2 separate regions of the Homo sapiens genome follow, and region 1 is linked to region 2. The links are chromatin loops, found by intact Hi-C in ENCODE. Cell type or tissue: dorsolateral prefrontal cortex. All regions are shown on one strand. Each heading gives the region's core, and the rest is flanking DNA. Links, peaks and the distances in the headings are about the cores only. Region 1 has its middle 220 kb from the start of FAM76B. Region 2 has its middle 220 kb from the start of SESN3.

Evidence for each region. A loop is a pair of places that touch in the nucleus more often than their neighbours do. Peaks named below come from ENCODE experiments on the same cell type or tissue, not always from the same donor. Only the 100,000 strongest peaks of a DNase experiment are listed, where the experiment ranks them.
Region 1: it touches region 2 in a loop (3-fold over the local background); 4 of 110 quality-filtered maps call a loop at or near these places.

Annotation. Positions count from the first base shown.
Region 1 is chr11:95,566,544-95,576,225 of GRCh38, forward strand. No RefSeq gene overlaps it. Among named protein-coding and RNA genes, the nearest start is that of FAM76B, 220 kb to the right of the region's middle. In dorsolateral prefrontal cortex, for the core only: no CTCF peak of the experiment used is centred there; no DNase peak of the experiment used is centred there; H3K4me3 peaks cover 1,173 bases; H3K27ac peaks cover 1,312 bases.
Region 2 is chr11:95,448,385-95,458,848 of GRCh38, forward strand. No RefSeq gene overlaps it. Among named protein-coding and RNA genes, the nearest start is that of SESN3, 220 kb to the left of the region's middle. In dorsolateral prefrontal cortex, for the core only: no CTCF peak of the experiment used is centred there; a DNase peak (open chromatin) is centred at 5,617; H3K4me3 peaks cover 664 bases; H3K27ac peaks cover 901 bases.

The sequences.
Region 1 (9,682 bases), core at 4,093-8,092, 120 kb after region 2:
AAGCATCCTTTCATACTACAGCTTCTCTTCGTGGCTTCTCATAAAACTTCACAAACCACAGGCACTAGGATTATTAATTTTTAAAAGAGTAACAGAAGGAAATGTTCAACCTTTTGCAATCTAAGTTGCTCCAGGAATTAAAATGTCTTTATATAGATGCCTCATAACAAAAATCTGTACTCCATGGCAGTAATCTCCACTAAAACCAGGTAAACTCAAACTGTATCAATTTATATAAAGCTTGAGAATTCCCAGTACCCACTTACTATTTATGAAATGAAGATAGATTAATGCCCGGTGGAAAAAGGGGTTAGAGCAACTACGTACTAACTCTAGGATGGAATAGGCAAGAAGATATCATTTAAACAAAATAGACTAGGAAAAAGAACTTTTAAGTTGATTTTGTTTAATTTTCATTTTGATTTTATTTTACTTTATTTAATTTTTGAGACTGGGTCTCGCTCTGTCATCTAGGCTGGGATGCAGAGGCACAATCATAGCTCACTACAGCCTTGACTTCCTGGGCTCAAGCAATCTGCTCACCTCAGCCTCCTGAGCAACTGGGACTACAGGCACGCATCACCATGCCTGGATTTTTTATTTTATTTTGTGTGTGTATGTGTGTAAACAGATTCTCACTATTTGCACAGGCTGGTCTCAAACTCCTGGACTCAAGCAATCCTCCTGCCTTGGCCTCCTAAAGTGCCGAGATTACAGGTGTGAGACACTGCACCTGGCTGATTTTGTTTAATTTTTATTTTATAGAATGAGAACATATAAGGTCTGAATGGAACCTTAAAGAATGAATCAAATACTCTCTATGAAATTCTCCGGGGTGGGGGGAGAGCATTAGGAAAAATAGCTAATGCATGTCACCTTAATACCTAGGTGATGGGTTGATAGGTGCAGCAAATCACCATGGCACATGTTTACCTGTGTAACAAACCTACACAACCTGCACATGTACCCTGGATCTTAAAATTAAAAAAGAAAGAAAAAAATCTCTGCTTAGTGGTATGGCACGTATTATTGATGGTTTACTTAAAACCACCTCCATCCATTCTTTCTCATTCAGGAACCCGTGGGAATATATCCCTCGGCACCATGTAGAGTCATGTCAGACTTGACGGAAAGAATTACTCTTTCCTAGGGCAATACACCTAGAGCAATGGACCTAGAGCTGGGTATAGTACTGGATGAAATTTAGAGATGTCTCCCTTTAAGTAGCAAACAAACGCATTTCATATAGAGATACAGCCATCCAGTTACTGGATCACCTCCAGGGAAAGGGAACTCAAAATAGACCACTTCATTCCTGGTAAGCTCTGAATGTTAGGAAATAGTTTCATTATAAGAAGCTGAGTATTAGTCATGAAACTTTCAGTAACAAGTCACAGCTCTTAGACTCAAATTCTCTTGATTTTTAAGAATGGAGTAATTGAGAAGTCCACCAGAGATGTTTATGCACAGCTGAATCCAGCAGTTTCAATGACCCTGGGAAGACTACCTGACCTGATGTGTGTCACACATACATCTGTCAACCAATCACTGTAGCTATGAGCATGGGGGATTCTGACCCACCAGTTCTTGGTCGAACACTCATTCCTAGGGACTGAGTAGGTAGGGAGAAAGGAATCAGCTCCCCTTGAACTATAGGACCGAACAGAATTACTATGAAATAAGACTATTTACTCAAAAAAAGGGACCCTGGATAGTAAAAAATGTTTCAATTGCCCCATATATGCACTCCCCTCACATGATGCCAATTCCTCCCATCTATGACAGGAAAGAAAGGACATGCCTCTTCTACCAAAGGAGATACTTAGCTGCCCATGTTTCCTGCATCTAGCTGTAAATTGAGGATCTCCAAATGACAAGCATTCTTTTAGTGCAGAACCAGATGTGACTCCTATGGACTTTAACCCATTACTAAGTGATGATTTATTAAAGCATTCCTCCACAGGAAAAGTGTGTTCAATATAAAGGGGAAATACAATATGACTAATTCAAACTCCCAGTTGGAAAAAGAGAGAAGTTAAGGCAACATGCAGAGATCTACATCATATCTCACATGCATGGACAGAATTAGTGAGGAATCCCCACCTGCAGTGGACTGAGACGGCCAACCCAGCATTCCCAGTTCTGCTTCTTCCTTGTCATCTGTGGCCATGTCCAAGAAGAGTGTTGTATGATTTCTCTGTGTGGAACCACCCACCTTTAGCAAATCTAACAGTTCACTTGCTAAGGGTGCAGACTTGGAGCATTATGGGCTCTTTGGATTGAGAAGTTACAGGCTTGGGGTTTTTCTGGTAGTACAACTTCCTTAAAAATTCAATCAATAAGTGGCCAATTTGCTAATAAACAGTGCCAAAGATCTTATTGATTGAGCCATGGTCTTTAAAGATTGTGAGAAATGGGAAAGTTCTTCAAAGATTATAAAAAGTTATAATTTCCTACTATAAGATTGCTATCCACTATTAGTATATATATATATATATATTCCAAATCAGCTGTCCTAGCTTGCTCTGGCATGCCTGGACAGAACTAGACAAGCCCCAGCCCATAGCGCATGCCATTCCTTATTTGGAGATGCTTCTTTAACTATCCCTGGGCAACTTCCTTTTCTTTCTTTGTTCTGTTCCCCTTACCCAGTTAAAAAAAGTTTTAAACTAATAGCCAACCAGATAAAGTGTAAAATGTGAGGTCCTATTCCAGCCAATGGAAACTGGACACAGAATAGGGTAGACTCATCAGGTTATAAATAACTTTGTCTCCTTTGTTTGGTGTGCTCTCGTGACTGGAGAGCTGTTGAGTAGCACCCTTTCTGCAGAAAGTAAAGCTTGCCTTGCTGAGAGATCATTTGTTCCCATTTTAATTCTTCTTTTTTTTTTTTTTTTGCAACATCAAAAACTTTATTCCCAACAATAATTACCCTGTTCTTAGGGTTTCTGTGTCTTAGAAATAGACCTTGCTCTTTATCATCCTTCTAGCTCTCAAAGAACCGCTTCCATTTTGTCCCTGCCTCAGAGGGACTCAAAACAATATACCAGACAAGATAAGGCACAAGTAATTTGAGTAAAATACACATCAGGTGGTCTTTGTGTATTTCTCTGGATCTTCCTGGGTCCCAATCTTATCTTCTGCTATTTTTCCCACCTCTTTGCCTGGTTCCTACTAACATTTATTTGAGGTAGAGAATTCAGATTTTCAGTCCTGTTAATAGCATGATTATATGACCCTCAGATACCTTGGATTTCTCGGCATGGACAGAAAGGTCCTCTTTTAGCAACATAATATCACAGGGAGAACTTTGCTGGGCTCAGAGTTACATGTCCATCACCGAACCTCTCCCTGTATCAGGTGGAGTATGCTGGTTAGACTGGGTCATGTGTCTGGTCCTGGGGTGCAGGAAAGAGAAAGCAAAAATCATTTTCACTGCTAGCACAGGGACATTGCCTCTTGTACCCAGCACCCCACATCCTAACTGTTTAGCCATCTACAGCACCCACGTGTAAAATGACCACACTTACCCTCAGTTACATTATACATCTGTGGCTTTCCTTCCTAAAACCTTTTTCCCCCACCTGGGGGGATGCCTGTAAAACCTGCTCGATTGGCCATCGAGCAATGTTTTTTATTTCTTTTCATAATTTTTTCATTTGTTTTTTTGCTTAAATCTAGGAGTATATTATATAATATACTCTATAAATATATAATTTATACATTTAATATATATTTAGAAGATATACTTTTTAAAACGTATAAAATTTCATGTAATTGAGTTCACTGTTTTAACTTGTCAAGATCATTTCGATCTGGATGATGTTCCTATACATTTTAGCTTTTCCTTCAATTTTGTTCCATTGATACAAGCTATAGTTTTAATAATTATGAGAATAGGAAAGATTTCAAAAATTTACAGGCATATGCTATCTTAACTTTAAAAAGTAATAGAAGGATCTCAGGAGAGGTAGGCCAATGAGATTGCTATTAATTTCTGGCAAAATTCTAAAATGAATTATTAAATAGATGTGTTGATAGCCTAAGCAAAGAAAGTGCTGATTGCTTGAAAACAGCATAAACCCCCTAAGAAAAAATATGCCAAACTAACCTAATTTTTTTCCTTCCTGGTGCTGCTAGAGACTAAGAGAGGAGAGGACTGCTGTAGACATATGCTATGCGAATTTCAGCAGGGAATTTAACAGATTCATTTCTTGCAGATGAGATAGAGAAAATGGACAAAATTATACCAGAGAAAGGCATCTCAACTAAGGGTATATTATTTAGTTGAAAGAGTATGAACCAGGGCTTCTTGTCAAAATGGTGTTGTGAGTTCCCTTCCCTGTTCAAACACAGCAAAGAAAAACAAAATATGGCATGAAAGTTAAAAAGACACAGCCTTGCTCAAAAACAAAGTAACTTCTCTGTCAACCAAAGAAAGAATAGAAGCATACAATGCCAAATGGAATACAAAGCCCATAGTTCCAAACAGAGGCAGAGACAACTGGACATTTGAGTCCTACAGGGAAAAGGAACCCCAAACCATCCGTGCATGCATATGTGGGGTGGGGGTGATGGGTGGAATATTTAATCAGTGTTTGTAAAAGTTGAATTTATAGGTTCTTTTACAAGAAAGAATAGAGCTGCTTGGAGCTAAATACCCCGAAGCAAATAACCTACTGGAGATGAGTAGAAGCTCTCTGCTGTAGATGGGGTTTTCCTTCATCCTGTCTACATCAGATTTTTGTCATTTGCCTCACATCTATAGCCTTTGGACTTCTCATCTCTGCCAAAGGTAATAGTAAAAACAAATGAATACCATTAGTTTAGAATTCCAAGCAGAAGTCAGCTGCTCAGGGCTCTGCACTTAGGTCACACCTGTTCTCCATGGCAGAAACGTGGGCCAGATGCTCCTTGAAGAAAGACTGCGACTGTGCATGTCAACCACTACTTCTCATACTGAAGCCTAGGAAGAAATGGTGAGATTTGTCTCCTGCTTGCCTGTTTCAATGCCTATTGCCTTTTACATTGCAGCTTTTCTGGGGAACTCCTATCAGTGCATGCAATATTTTCCAAGGTGATTTCTATTCAGTTACATGGTGTCTGAACCTTGTCATATGTGAGAAAATATGAATTTGTTTTAGAATTTATTCTTCTTTAACAACCACATGCTCCAGTGGGTTAACTGTGAAGGGATGAGTATCACATCTACCCTTCAACCCAAAGTTCGGCAGAAACCTGTCTGGATTCTGTGGTAAACAAAATTGTGTGGCAAGCTGGGAATTCAGTAAAAACCTGACATTCATAGAAAACCCTGAATATGCACACAGTCCACAGACAACTCCAGTAAATTATTCAAATGAATACCAAGCAGTGCTGCTGTGATCATTTGATTAAAATCCTGCTTTGAATGCTCACATATATGTTTTCTATTAGTGTGTAATTTCCAATTGCTGCAGTGAAAGGTAGCAGTCTGCTGTATGCCAGGGTGTGGGAAAGAATAAACAGTTCTGTTGTTTTGCAGTCAGAACTGGCCAGGGGAAGCTGACACCCTGCGAAATACACCCAGATCCTGCTTTCCTAGGACAGAAAAAATGACCTCTGGCCTCTCTTTGCAAACTTTAGTTAAGAGTTGGGAGTAAGAGATTCTTGACCACCAAGAAAGGTAAGTTACTCACATATGTATAGATACAATACTCTTATTTTGTGCTCTTTTTTCTCCAATCTTCAATAAATCACCTAAAATATAATAAGACTTCTGTGCAGCCCGATGGAGTAAACACTTCTGGAATAATTTTTCCTTCCCCATTTCTCCAACATCTTTCTTATGACATTTCTTTTTCCGAAATTCATTGGTCCTTGTCTGAACACCTGACTCCAACTCGCCAATGAGTCTTTTCCCTGTAGTTTTGTACTTAGGAAGGTAGAAAAGTCTGCCAGTCCTCCTGAGAGGTAGATACTGTGAGATATAAAACTCGGAAATATCATGCCCACCGCACCCCATGTTTTCAGTGATATGAACAAAAAAGAATGAAATCCCTGTGAGAAGCCCAGGCAAGAGTGAGAGAGAAAAAGAGAGAGAGATCTGATATCATATATCTCTGGTTCTAGTTGTTGTCTTGTCTAGTGACTACTGACATCCTTGTTCTTCCCATAATTTGGTTGTTAAATAATCTCTTTGATTTAATGAACAAAATTAATTCCCTTTAAATATTAATTCAAGTTTTAGTACTGTCATTGCAGCCAAAAGAGCCAACTAATACAACATTAAAATTCTTCCAGTAGGAAAATGTATTTTATCTATGATTAGATTTTCCTACGATGCAACATTTGGACCCATCAGGTAGATTTGCCAATACCACACATAGATGACAGTGCCCTTCTCAACCTTGAAAAGATTCCATTCTATAAATGCTTCAAGCAGGACATTTTCCCTGGAGGAGACTATATCAAGTTACACCTATGTGCTTCAACTCATCTACTCTTCCTTTCTCTAAATGGTCACACATCACCTAACCTAAGAAAAAATCTATCTTGGCATCATTCACTCAAAGCTGAAGAAGCAGGCAGCTGAATTAACTCGAATTTTAATCCTAAATGTCAGTGAAAGAAAAAAATGGCTTGGTAATACCTTCCAAAACAGTAATTCAGAGCCAGAGGGCTTAGGGAAAGGGCACTTCCAGGAAAACTGTATTGGAATCTCTGGAAAGGGGTGGGATAAGAGGTGCACACTTAAGAAATACTCATTTGCACTTATTTGGCCCTTCCCAATGTTTACGTTACCCCCTTCTCAAAATGAAAACCTAATTCTGTCTACAGTTTACAATTTTCTACTACCAGTCTATTTATTCCTAAAAGCAAAAATCATAGCTAGAAATGGTCTTCAATGAGAAATGTATGCCAAAGCCACTCAGAGCACAAGGGTGCTTGCCAAGGCCAGCTAAACAATGGCTTGCCAATTAAGTGGCATGATCAATTATATGTTTAAAACTCATTATCACTAATAATAAAGAACTGAAATTTATAAATTGTTTTATAAAATACAGTGGATACAAAGACATCTCATAGCACTTTTACTCATCTTCACTCTTCTATCATCTTTTTGAAGGGAAGAAAAATGTAAAGGTATTATATTTTATTAAAACACAAGAAACTGGATATAACCCTACGTAAGTCTAAGACGTAACTCTAGGAAAAGTTACATATGTGAATATCATTAATCATATCTGTTAGAAAAAAAAAGAAGGTAAGAAATTCTGAGCAAAGGGTGTGCTAGAAGAGGCCTGGACTATGGAATGATTATGTACAAAGATAATATCACATTTATAATGGTGAAAATTTGAAATCAATCTAAATAGTGAACAACAGAGGATTACTTAAATACATCATATGATGTAGATGCAAGTTTAGACATTGATTAAAATCTGTGTTCTCAAACACTAATGACATGGGAAAATGCTTATGATATACTTCGAGTAAAAATGGTATACTTTTATTATCTCTATTATAGAAAGGAAGATAAGAAAGCAAATTAGAAATATGTCAAGATGTTAGCAATGTCAGGATAGCGGGATTGTGGGAGATTTTAATTTTGATCTCCTAACTTTTTTGTATACTCCACATTTACTCTGTTGAGCATATATTATTCCTGTAAGTGGGGGTTGGTGAAAATTTGTTTAGAAAATAAGAATTAAGGACCACAAGGTTAAAATTAACAAACGGAGTGTACTGTTACCCCACAATCTGTCCACACCAAGTCGAATGTATCTGAGCAGCCAAGATGTTGGAGGAGGTAAATTGGAAGGAGCTATTGTGAAATAGCTCCACATCTTAACTGGAAATTAAGATTTTTAACTTTTCAGATTTTACTCTTTCTCTCATTTAGAGCAGGATCACTTAAAAATAGGTACTCTGTTTCTCAGACCAAAATCAAAATGATTTTGCCCTCTGACATTTACCCTTCTGATACCAATTTTTTCTGCCTTTTGGTTCTACTTTGATTCTACTTTCTCCAAAAATCAAAACAGCCACTTGCTATATTTTCTAGTTAATACTCTTTACTAAAATGGAGATAATTAAAAATGACAAAGGAGGGCCCTACACAGTGCTAAGGCTTAATGTGATACTGAGCTGACTTCTGGTGTTCCTTTCTCCAATTTCCTGCCCCTTTCTATTCTTTTCTGCACTCACCGGCTCTGTTCCCTCCACTTACCAATGATAAACTCGTTCACACTAAGGGGTAGGACTCTGTGCAGATATTTGATCACACTGCAATGCTCCTTTTCTCACTCAGTATCCTCCTGATTCTCAAGTTTCTAAACACAGCCTATTTTGCACTTCTGCTATCTGATGCTCTACTGGGATTTAGAAAAAGTTTTAAACCTGCAATTTAAAAAATGGACTTGATTCCTGGCTCCACTAACTACAAATTAGATGACCTAGAAAAATTTCTTAATTTGTTTGTATGATATTTCACTATCAAAAATGATAGTAATGTTACCCAGATCATGGATTATATTAAATAATTTATTAAATATTTTAGCACAGCACCTGGAGGATGTTCAATATATGTTGACTGAATCTAAGTCTGATTTCTGCAAAGCAATCTATGAGAGGCAACAACACAGAATATAGAGAATGTACGAGCCAGAAATTTCTGGGTTCAAATTCCTAGTTTATCACTTATTAATTATGTGAACCTGGATAAGTTTCTTAGCCACTCAACATATTAGGCTCTTAACCTGTAAACTGAGAACAATGGCATCTACCTTGCAAGTCCATTGTGAAGATTAAGTGTATTTGGAAGCAAATGCATGATGAATGCCCATTACATAGAATGCATTTAATAATAATAGCAACATTATTATTACTGTTATTCATTATTGAAGGACCAGAAGGAAAAGTATAGTTGAAGACTCTCTAAATAAAAAAAGAAAGAAAAAACAACACAAAATAAAAAAGGTTTTCAAATTTCCTTTTCTCCTAAAATTCACCCAAAAAAAGAATTCCATGCTAACATGAGTGAACGTGAAGCTATTTTCTTTCCCTCCTCCCCTGAGATGGTAGCAGAAATGGAACTGGTGAACAGGCCCAATTCAAACAAAGATAGCTACAGGAATAACACCGGGAGAGACACAAGATTTGTTTTGGCAAATAGAAGGGATTTCTGATTGTTTTGGTTTTCTTCTCTTGGAGCCAGTCAGCATCTGGCTTTGAGAACCATGGGTATGGTCACCATATGTCCCACATTTTTCTAGAGCAGTCACAATTTAAAATATTGAGTCATGTTTCCCCCTTAGGAACAGTTGTATTTGTGAGACCATGGATCTTTATTTGCAGTTCAGAAAATATGGTCATTGTCACTACAGAAGTTTGTATTTGACCGGGTAAAAGAAGAGATCACAGGAAAATGGGGGCAGGTCATGAACTACAGAAAAATAAACTGGGATTTTTTTTTTTCCTCTATATTATCACTCTCCTTACACTTAATACCAAGTGCTGGTTTGGCACTTTTCCTCTAAAAAGCAACCTAATAGGTTTCCAGGGTCATTGTGACCAATCCCACGTCTTTGAACCAAGTCAGGCAATTTTCAGGAGATTTCAGCTCCATCTAGTTTGATAATTCCCTATTGAGCGAGCAGAGCAGGGAAGGTTGTGTCAGTTATATCAACAACTAGCTAGC
Region 2 (10,464 bases), core at 3,638-7,637:
CTGCCAACAATCCAAGGAAGGTGGGAAATAGATCCTTTCCTATTTGAGCCTCTGATGAAAACCCAGCCCTGGGTGACACCTTTATGGTCACATTCCTGGCCCAGCTAAGGACCCAGCTAAGCTGTGCTCACATTCCTGGCCCACAAAAACTGTGAGATAATAAATGTGCATTGTTGTAGGCTGCTAAATTTGTTGCAAATTATTACACAGCAATAGGAAACGAACACAGATTTCAGTAGCTGGGAGTAGGAAGCACTAATACAGAGACTCGTGGAAAGAAGGAGAAACAAAAATGGAGATGTGATAAAGAGAAATAACAGATAGCTTTACACTTGCACACTGACAATCTTTTATGTCTTTTGTCAATATTTCAGTAGCAAACTAGCACCACTCCCTCAACCCTAAAGGGTTATAAGAGCTTTATTGACATCGATCCCTCCATTCATTCAATGAACATTTATTATATGTCCATCAGTGTAGGGGTTTCTGCCACAATGGGATTTATACTCTTGGTGGGTGCTTCCACATATACGCAAATAATTACAGATAAAGCAGTGTCAGCTTTAGTGTCCTGAGAACACTACCATCAGCCCTCCGTATCTGTGGGTTCCGCATTTGTGGATTCAGCCACTCACAGGTCGAAAATATTTTTTAAAAAGGCATCTGTACTAAATATAGACTTTTTTCCCATCATTATTTCCCAAACAATACCGTAAAACAACTATTTACATAGCATTTACATTGTATTAGGTATTATATGTAATCTAGAGATGATTTAAAGTATATGGGAAGATGTGTGTAGGTTGTATGCAAATTCTACACCATGTTATACCAGGGACTTGGGCATCCATAAATTTTGGAATCTGTGAGAGGTCCTGGAACCAATTGTCCTTGGATGCCGAGGGATGATTGTGTTTAGAATATATACGTACAACACATCAATCCCTTCTGGCCATTTACTCATGGAAGTTACAGTCTGTTGGAGGACATTGACAATAAGTTGCAATCATTAAAAACAATTGTATAATCCCATTTATGATAAGGGATATAAAAGTAAATACAGGATTATCTGAGAGCAGTTAGTTGGGGGGGACCTTACCTAAGTAGGGGAGTCAGGGATGATTACCTAGAGCAAATAATACAGAAGGTGAGTCTTGAAGGATAAGAAGGAGCTTGCCAGGAGAGGAGGTGGGAGTGGGAGAATAGGCTCTGTGGTAAGACTCTGCCAGAGGAAATCGCATCCTCAAGACGATGAGGTAAGAAAGAACTTGGTGTTTTCTAAAAAATAAACGAGGCCAATGTGGTAGGAGCAGCAAGGGATAGTGGGGAAGAAAGGACTTGGCAGTGGAGGACCTCAGAAATCACCTGTGACTCTATTTTTTTTCCGAAAACTTTTAAATGTGCAGATAAAGGACAATTTTCTGTCTCCATTAGAAGGATTTAAAATGGGGAAAGGCCATGGAAGGCCAGGAAATATAAGGACCATGGATCCTTGGCAGGGCATGAGAAAGATACAGAGGGAGGTAAAATGAGTTCATTACTGTGAGAATTAGGTCAGAAGACAGACTCTTTAGGTAGGTGGCAAAATAGGTAGGTAGTTTAGATTGGGAGAAATGGGAAATTACAAAACCCAGGTTCCTGGAAGAGCCTGAAAGGGAAGGAGAAGAGGTTTATAGTTCACCTGATACAGAAAAAGATACCACCAGCTTCTTGGGCATCCAGCAAGAAGCAGTAAAGGGAAACTTTGACCAAGACATCTTGGTAGGATTTTTAAAAAAAATGAATAATAGAGTAGAATCTGTTACCAATTCATGTACCTGGAGTTGCACACCAAAGTGTGGTCTAGCAAAAAGACTCTCCAAGCTTGAAGGCTGTAGGCCTGAGTGTCCTGGCTCCCTTCCTAACCAGCAGTTTGCCTTTGGGCCAGTCATTTAAACTGTCTGGCCCTGGTTGCCTCCCTGGGTATGGGAGTAGATGATCTCAAAGATTCCAACATGGAGGATTATTACATCTTCATAGATTGTCACTGCTGGTGACAGTCAATCCCATGAAGACTGGCCTGAGAGTAAATAATGGGGTTCAAGATCCTTAGGAAGAAAAATCTGAGGCTGTAGTCAAGGGAAAAATTCCGCCTGGGAGGGTATTGGGAAGGGAGGGAGCTGGAGTTCCAAGGCTCTGGGGCTCTGCAGTGTGCTCCTATGACCAGTGCAGCTTGCATGATTGAAGATATTGTAGCGTCAACTGCCTCAAAGACTCATAATCTGCTGTTGTTTTTTTTTTTCCTTTTATCTGCCCAATTTGCCCAAGTCCTCAGATTGCATTATTGTTCTTATCATTAATTCCTTCTTTACAGTGCAGCAGTTTTAATTAGATTCATTTCCTGTTTTTCCCTCTCAGGGAGCAGTACATGATGTCTGATGGCTCCTGAGTGCCTGGAGAGGGTGTGATAAAGAAACTCAGTGCAAGTGGATAGTTCAAGGAGAGAGGAGGGTAGGCAGGTCAGGATAGGGGTGAGGATGGGAGAGGAAAGAAGAGAGCCCAGCAGGCAAATCTTGCTCTAGCTGTTGATTCCTCATCAGCACCCAGTGACCCAGCCATGAATAATGCTGTTGGCTTGGAGAGACCACCCCCTAGTTGAGTCTGGAGTATTTCCCTAGCCTTGCGTCAGCCTTGTTATTTATCTGACTCTTCATTTCCTGGACGGTTTCGGCTGGGAAGAACCTCTTTAAGCATTGATATGCCAGTCTAATTACAATTAATAAGGTCAGAAGCTGAAAAATTTATTTGATATTCCCACCTTGTGGACGGATTCAGACCTGAAGAATCAAAAGCTTGTCTGACCTCAGTTTTGAGGCCTCTGACCTTGCAGATGCCAACCACTCTGGGATGCTCTGTGGGAAAGTGGATTGTTGCATTTTTTAGGATTCAATTTTATTTTTTGTCATTAAAAACATTTTTTAGGGAAAGGCCTTCCAAAGTTCCAGGCCAAGGAGCAAGACACAGTACAGCATTCAACTATGTTCAAATGTGCCTCTCATTAGCTGTTTGATCTTGGCCAAGTTATGTAACCCATCCAATCTCAGCTTCCTCTCTGGTAAAATAGAGCTAATAATACCTACCACATGGAAGTGCAATGGAAAATAGATAAGATAATGTATATTCTGATGCCAAATAGCTAAGTATTATCAGCAGTTTAGATCCAGGAGAGCCAAAATCAACATGGTGAGAGTCTGTGTAGTGAGGAAGGAAAAGAGAAAAATAGGAAGGAAAAGAGAAAAACCTCAGTTATGAAGGTCCATAACTTAGTGGGTCTAGAATATATGCTTTAGAGTCAGATCTAGGACCAACTTTCAATTCTGTCATTTATTAGATGTGTGATATTGGGAATTATTTTAATTTCTGAGCCTCAAGTTTCTCATCTGCAAAATGGGAATAAAAATCACATCTGCCTTATCAGGCTGTCTTGAGCACTAAATGAGATAATGCTTTGTGGCTGAGACTTGCTAGATACCCAACAACCTTTTCCCTTTTCTTCATGAGTCACCAATAGACTACATTTCCCAACTTCCTTGCATCTAAGTGAGGCTTTGTGACTAAGCTCTGATGAATGGAATGTGGATAGAAGAGATATAGGCTACATTATCGAAGGCTTATCCCCAAAACCTTCCTTATAATCCTCTATACCCTCTCTTTCCTCATCTACTGGTAGATTCAGAGGATCCAGAAGAGAACTCTAGGGTTCAGAGAAGGCAGAGCCACTGTATGGAAGGAGCCTGGGTCCTTGAATGACTGGAGCATAGCACTCCCCGCTCTGCCCCTCTCAATCTGTATTGGATTATGGTTTAACTACTGATATTTTAGAATTGCTTGTTAAAACAATTAATCTGTCCTGACGTATTTATTCTCATAAAACACATGGTAATTCTTCAATAAATGTTAGTGATTATGATTATGATTATTTGCTCCTTGGCTGGAATGGCTGAGTGAGCAGTTCCATAATTTAATAAACTTAATACTACAAGTGTGTTTTTGTTTTCTCTCCTGGCTGGAAGATTAACTGCTAATCTTTGGATTCCCTAAAAATGATATTAATAATGTCTTCATTTATTTGTCTAATTCATAAATATTCACTGTATGCCTACTCTTTATACAATTTTATTAGTTGCTGGGTAATGCAGGGATAATATCTTCATGAAATCTTTAATTTCACAAAGAGGGACTGGTATACAACTAGCTCTATTATGATGTAGAATAAAATGTGTGCTTTAACTCTCACCTAATCATCATAAACTGTGGCCTGTAACACTTCACTTCTTAAGAAATCTATAATACTCTTTCAAAGTTCAACCCAGGGTAGGATCTATGGGAAAGTTTTGCCACTTTCCTGGCAACCTAACCTCAACCTTCCATGGTCAGGAAAAGAGAAGGAGGGTTAAGTGGGAGCTGTTGTTTCATTGGAAACCACGTATGTGTTTACATGGTGCTGCTTTGTGGCCTCTAGAAGCCTTCCCAGCCCCTCCCTTCCTTTCTCTCTTCCTCCCTACGATTGTGCGATTGTGTGGCATCGCCGGCATCTCCTGGAGTTTGCTCATCTGTCCTGCTCTCCCAGGGCAGGGTGAGCGAAGGCTTAGCTGTGACAATCTAGTGCCCATTTTGTTCAACTTTGCCATCTCCTCTTCCCGGAACTCAGCTGTTTTATTTGTAAAATAGGCCAAATTAGATTGGAACTCAGGTCATTGGATATGTAGCATTCCCTTCTATCCATTACAAACAGCACTAATGAATCAACGCATTCCTTTTGCTGAGCCTGAACCCACGCAAGCCTTCACAAACTCAATACCCACTTCCAAGCAGCTCCACCAAGCTATCAGACTTGGATCCAGAGTCAGATGATCTCCAGGCATCTTTGGTAATGACAATAATACTCTCTGACCCCCTTAAAATGTTTTTTAAGGCACTTTTAGGTAGATAATCTCATAAGCACTCTGAGAGTGGGGTGGCATCTGTTATTTTTGTCCCCTAACCTCACTGTGCTCAGCTCTCAAGTCTCAAGGAAAGCTCAGCAAATATTTGAGAACTGAAAAAGACCCTGCTCCTCCTGACCCCTCCTTCTGATCTTTGCTTCTATTCCCTCACCAGTATGTCTTTTCACAGTCACAGGTACTAGTCTCATTCTCACTGCCTGTTTGACCTGGAATTACGTGAGCTCATAGGTTCATCTAGTCCATCCCTCTGCTCCCAAATAGGCTATTTCACATTCCAGCACTGACAAGTGCTGAGCCTGTTGAAGAAGGACAGCTGTCAGGCCCAAGAGCCCTTTCTTGGAATGCCTGCTGGTAAAACCAAGATCATTGGGCCTGTTTGTGGATGACTAGTTGGCTTAAAGGATTCCAAATCTTGCCTGTGGATTTTTCTTTCTGAACATATCATTAGATCTGAGGGTGTGCCAAACCAGCTCGGAGGCAAGGCTTTGTCACTGCGCCTTTTCATTCATTATTATTTCTCAGGCAGATCTATTTCTCATTGACTGGGGCCTCTTGGGCCCCTCCCTTGCCTTGTCATGCTCAGAACAGCCTGTTTGGCCGCCCTCCAGGGACCGCACTGGCCCAGAGGTGCTGTCGCCTGCCTCTCCTGACTGGTGGGGACAGGCCTGAGCTAAGGCTGCCTTTGTTCTTTCACAGTGGGTTATTTTCCCTTGGGCTTGGATGGCTCAGCAAAAGTTACTGGACGCTCGGCAGGGTGGGAGCCCTGAGCTGCACAGTTTATATTGGAAACTGTGGACATTGTTCTGGATCATCTGCATGGTGCCAGCATTTTTCCTTTTTGTCTGACAGGGTGAATAGTATGGCATGGGAATGGGGTGGGGATAGGGTCAGGCACGAGTCCATGCAGTCTGCCTTGCATTGCGCAGAGTTCTTTCCCAGCAGTGCCAATGCCGGCTCTGGCAAAGGAGGGGAGTGACCCAGGGAGGGCGTTGGTGAGACCGCTGTTTAGACTCAATCTTTAAAACCATAGACACCTTCAGGCACAGGCAGGACAAAAGGAAAAGAGAGAGGATGACAGGGAAACAAAGATGGTAATAGATTTAGGGGCATAGGAGAGAAGGTAGAAAATGAGAAAGTGTTTCTTCAATGAATCCCTTCTAGATATTACTCTAGTCATCTCATTTGAGGTCCTACAGCATCTATTATATATACCAAATCTTTCACTCCCTACTGTATACAAGTGTGTGACTTAAATTCCGCTCTAGGCTTGCTTTCCCCTCAGAGATTCTCCTACTCTTTGGCCTGAATTCTACTTCACAGTGAGTGTCCATCAAAAGCTCTTTGCTATACTGTCTCCCAGCCTCACTTCCTAAGCATTCTCAGAGCTTCCACTCCTGAGACTACGTGGCCTCCCTTATCGCATGTCATCTACCTCAAAGCTGCCAATTTACTTGGGGGTAAATCAAATCCACTTGAGCCACAAATCTCATCAATGCAGTGAGTTCACTAAAGAGTTGGGAGTAAAGGCATTATCCCAACACAATTTATGGCTGCAGTCTTGCAACTAGCTCTTCTCTTTTGACTTTGCTACCTTTCTCCTAAGTCTATGCCTCCACCTTGCATTTCCCTTGGTGTGAAGCTATCTTTTAGCTCTCTCTTTTCCCTTCTGACACTATTTGACAGTGAATATTTCCTGTGCTAACCTCTGGAAAATAAATACATGTCCTTCCATTTGGATAGCACTTTAGAGTTTACAAGATGTTTTCATAAACCTCATTGTAGAAAAATCTTCACAACGATCTCATGAAACTCAGATTATAATCCAGCTGATTTCTGCACTTTAAATCTAGGTTGTTTTCCCCCATGTTTAATGACCATCTACCTCTCAGGAAGAACCAGGAACTCTTGCAGAGTTAGGACAGGGAATGGGGAGCTGGGTCTCTGAGGGTGGGGTAGAGGGTGAGAAGGTCTCAGCGGGTAGAGGCCTTGGTGGTGAACAATGCAAATCTTACAGAAAACTTTTTACTTCAAGCCACCCACATTTTTTTTTCTTTCTCAGGCCCCAATATTTGCCTGGTTTATTTCATTTTCTCTTTTGTAAACCACAGCTTCTAACCATGGTTACTCTTGATTTACTCATTCATTCCTTCATTCATTCCCTTGCTCTTTACCCAACATTTCCTGGTGTCTACAACATTCCAAGCAGTGGTGCTTCTCTTTCCTGTGGAGAAGCACAGGCTGCTGCACAGCAGTGGGGCTGAGGTTCCTGTCCTGGGAGCTGGAAACAGCCCCGTGGAGAATTCTAGCAAAAGGACGTGAAAGGGCCCCTCCTCTGCAGCAGATCAACTTCCCTGTTTTTCATGGACATCCTCTGGCAAAGATTAAGACCATATGTTTTTCTATTAATATACATAAGATTGAGGAAAGACGTATCTTCATTCCAGAGAAGCACCCAGAGCCCTCCGTCTTCCAAGAATTCCTCAGCCGGAAGCTCAATGTGGTGGTCATGCAGCTACTCCTCTTTCATGTGCCTTCCACACATGGCTTCCACAATACCACACCTCTTGCCTTTCCCTCAATCTCATTGGTTGTTGCTGCTCAGAGGCTTTGAAGCTTTTTCCTCTTCACATTGGAGGGCTCCAGGACTCAGTCCTTTGTCTTCTTTTCTTCCCGAACTACCCTCTCTCCCTCGGTGATTTCATTTGCTCTCATGCCTTTAAACACCATCCACATGCCAACAACTCCCACATTTATTTCTCCATCCCAAATCCAGGCTAGCATGTCTAACTGCGTAACCGACATTGCCACTTTGATGTTTAATAGATATATGAAGTTCTGTATGTCCAAAAGAAGCTCTGAGTTTTTCCTCACAAGCCTACTTTGCCCATCACTTTCTCCATTTCAGTTGATGGCCACTCTACTTTACTAGCTGCACAGGCCAAAAGCCCTAGAGCCATCCTTGACACCTCTCTTTCTCTAATTAACACATAAGTCATTGGCTCAACTGTAACCTAATCCAAAATATGCTACTTCTTATCAACTCCACCACTAGCATCACTTCCCAGGTCACCATTCTCCCTCCCAGTTTGTCACAACACTTCCTAACCTGTGTCCCTGCCTCTGTCCCTACCCCCTATAGTCTATGCTCAACACAATTGCCAGAGGAATCACTTTACATGTAAAGCGAATCATATGACAACCCACTTTTCCTCCAAATTTTAATGGCATCCTTTAATACTTGGGATAAAAGTCAAAGTCTTTACAATGGTGAGTAAATTGATTGCATAAACAGCTGCAATTATCCACCCCTTCCTGTATCTGCCTCCCTTGCAAAGCCACTGTATAGCCCCTCCCAGCAAAAGGTGGAGTCTATTCCTCACCCCTTGAATCTGGGCAGGCCCTGTGATTTTCTTTGACCTGCAGAATGCAGCATAAATGACAATGTGCCACCTCTGGGCATCTTGGAACCCTGCCGTCCCCATGTAAACAAGCCTGGGCCAGCCTTCAGGATGATGAGAGACATGTGGTCTAGTCACATGTCCTAGCTGGCAGCCAGTCAACAGTCAGATATGGGAATGAGACCACCCCGGACTAGCCAGCTTTGAGCCAAGCCAACACCTGATCCTCAATGTGCAAGACCAGCTGAGGTAAGCTGAGCCTTGTCAAGATCATCAGAGTTCAGCTGAACCATAGATAGTCTTATGAGCAGTAGAAGATGCTTATTGATTTAAGCCGCTTGATTTTTTTTTAAATACAGAATTATTGTGGCAAGAAATAATGGATATAAATGGCCTATAAGGCCTTATGTGATCCACAACTCCCCTTACAACTCTGACTTTATCTGCTACATTCCGGAAGGCTTGGTCACCACGCTGGAGCCACAGCGGCCTCTTGCTCTTCCTGGACTACACCAAGCACGCTCCAGCCTCTGGGCCATTGCATTTGATGTTTCCTCTGCCTGGAATACTTTGCTCCACATACCCCCATGGCTTCTGGCCTTACTTCCTTGGAGACCTGCTTAAATGACATGCCAGCAAGAGTGATATTTGTAGTATCTTTTAAACATTTTGGCATGAGAACTGACCAATCACAACAGCCAAGGGTACAGGGCAGGATCAGGGACCTGGCTGTCCCCTCCTGAGCCAGGAATTTATCTTTTCATGGCTGAGCTGGGGGAAGTATTCCAAAACAGGAGCCAGGACAGCCAACGTGGTGGACAGGGCAGCAGTAGAGTGGCTTCAGGCCATGCTTGTCTAACAATCGGTAAGGATATATTTTAATATTTCAACAGTAAGTGTGGTGATCAGCTCTGATGATCAGGGTGGTGTCTCCACCACTCTGGCCTCATCCCCCTTATCCCAGAGTACTCTCTAGGTCCCTTATTCTACTTAATATTTCTCTAAAGCACTTTTTATTGCCATCCAACATATAATATATTTTTCTATTTATTTTCTCATTACTTTTCTATACTTCTCCTCTTTCTAGAAGACTGCTATCCAAAGAAAGTGTCTGTAATGATGGAAATATTCTATTTCTGAGCTGCCCAATAGGGTAGCCATGGCCACATGTGACTACTGAGCACCTAGGATGTGGCTCTGAGAAAACTGTGCTTTTAATTTTATTTGATTTTAATTACTTGAAATTTAAATAGCTACATTAGCTAGTAGCTTCCATACTGGACAGCACAACTCTAGATTGTTAAGTCTCATACAGTAAGAACTTTAAAAAATTTTTATTCACTACTATATCCCCAGTGCCTGGAACAGATGCTGGCATTTAGAAGTTCTTAAATACTTAATTGCTGAAAGAATGAATGAAAATGGTGGGTGGGAGGGCAGTAGATTGCAAGAGGAGGTGTCCATGCCAAATGCTTTGGTGCCCTTTCAAGGCTGTGACTGTAATGGAGAGTGGTTTGGGGGACATCGAAGGTGGCCTTCTCACCTGCTCCCCACGCCAGCTTCCCAATTTGGTGGGATATAATGAGTAGGGGAAGATGCCATATCTGGATCAGGATGTATGATTTCTCATGCTCACCCCAACCAGTCGACAAATGGGCTAGGCAGAAGAGAATATTTTCTCTGGCCTGTCCTTGTGGAATACCAGTGGCGGGGGGGGGGGGAAGAGGAACTCTGTGATACTGAGGCTCTCTAAGCTCCAGTCCTTACGGATGCCTGTGACGGAGCTCATGCTGCAGAATGACTCCCCTACAACCACAGAAAGAGCCCACTCTTCAAACTGTTCTTTCCACTGTCCTTATGAGGACAGGAGGCTCAGCAGAGACCCACCTCCACACGTGTCTCAGGCAGTGCTCACCGACTCTGGTGACACAGGGAACCAGACCCAGGCACACCAACAGCAACAGATTCCCTGTCATTGGTGTCTGCATATCCAACTGCTGAACAATATTAGATAATATCATGTCCTTACAATGCCATTCATCTTGGCAGTGCCTCTTTCACTTTAAAAAGTTTTCTATTAA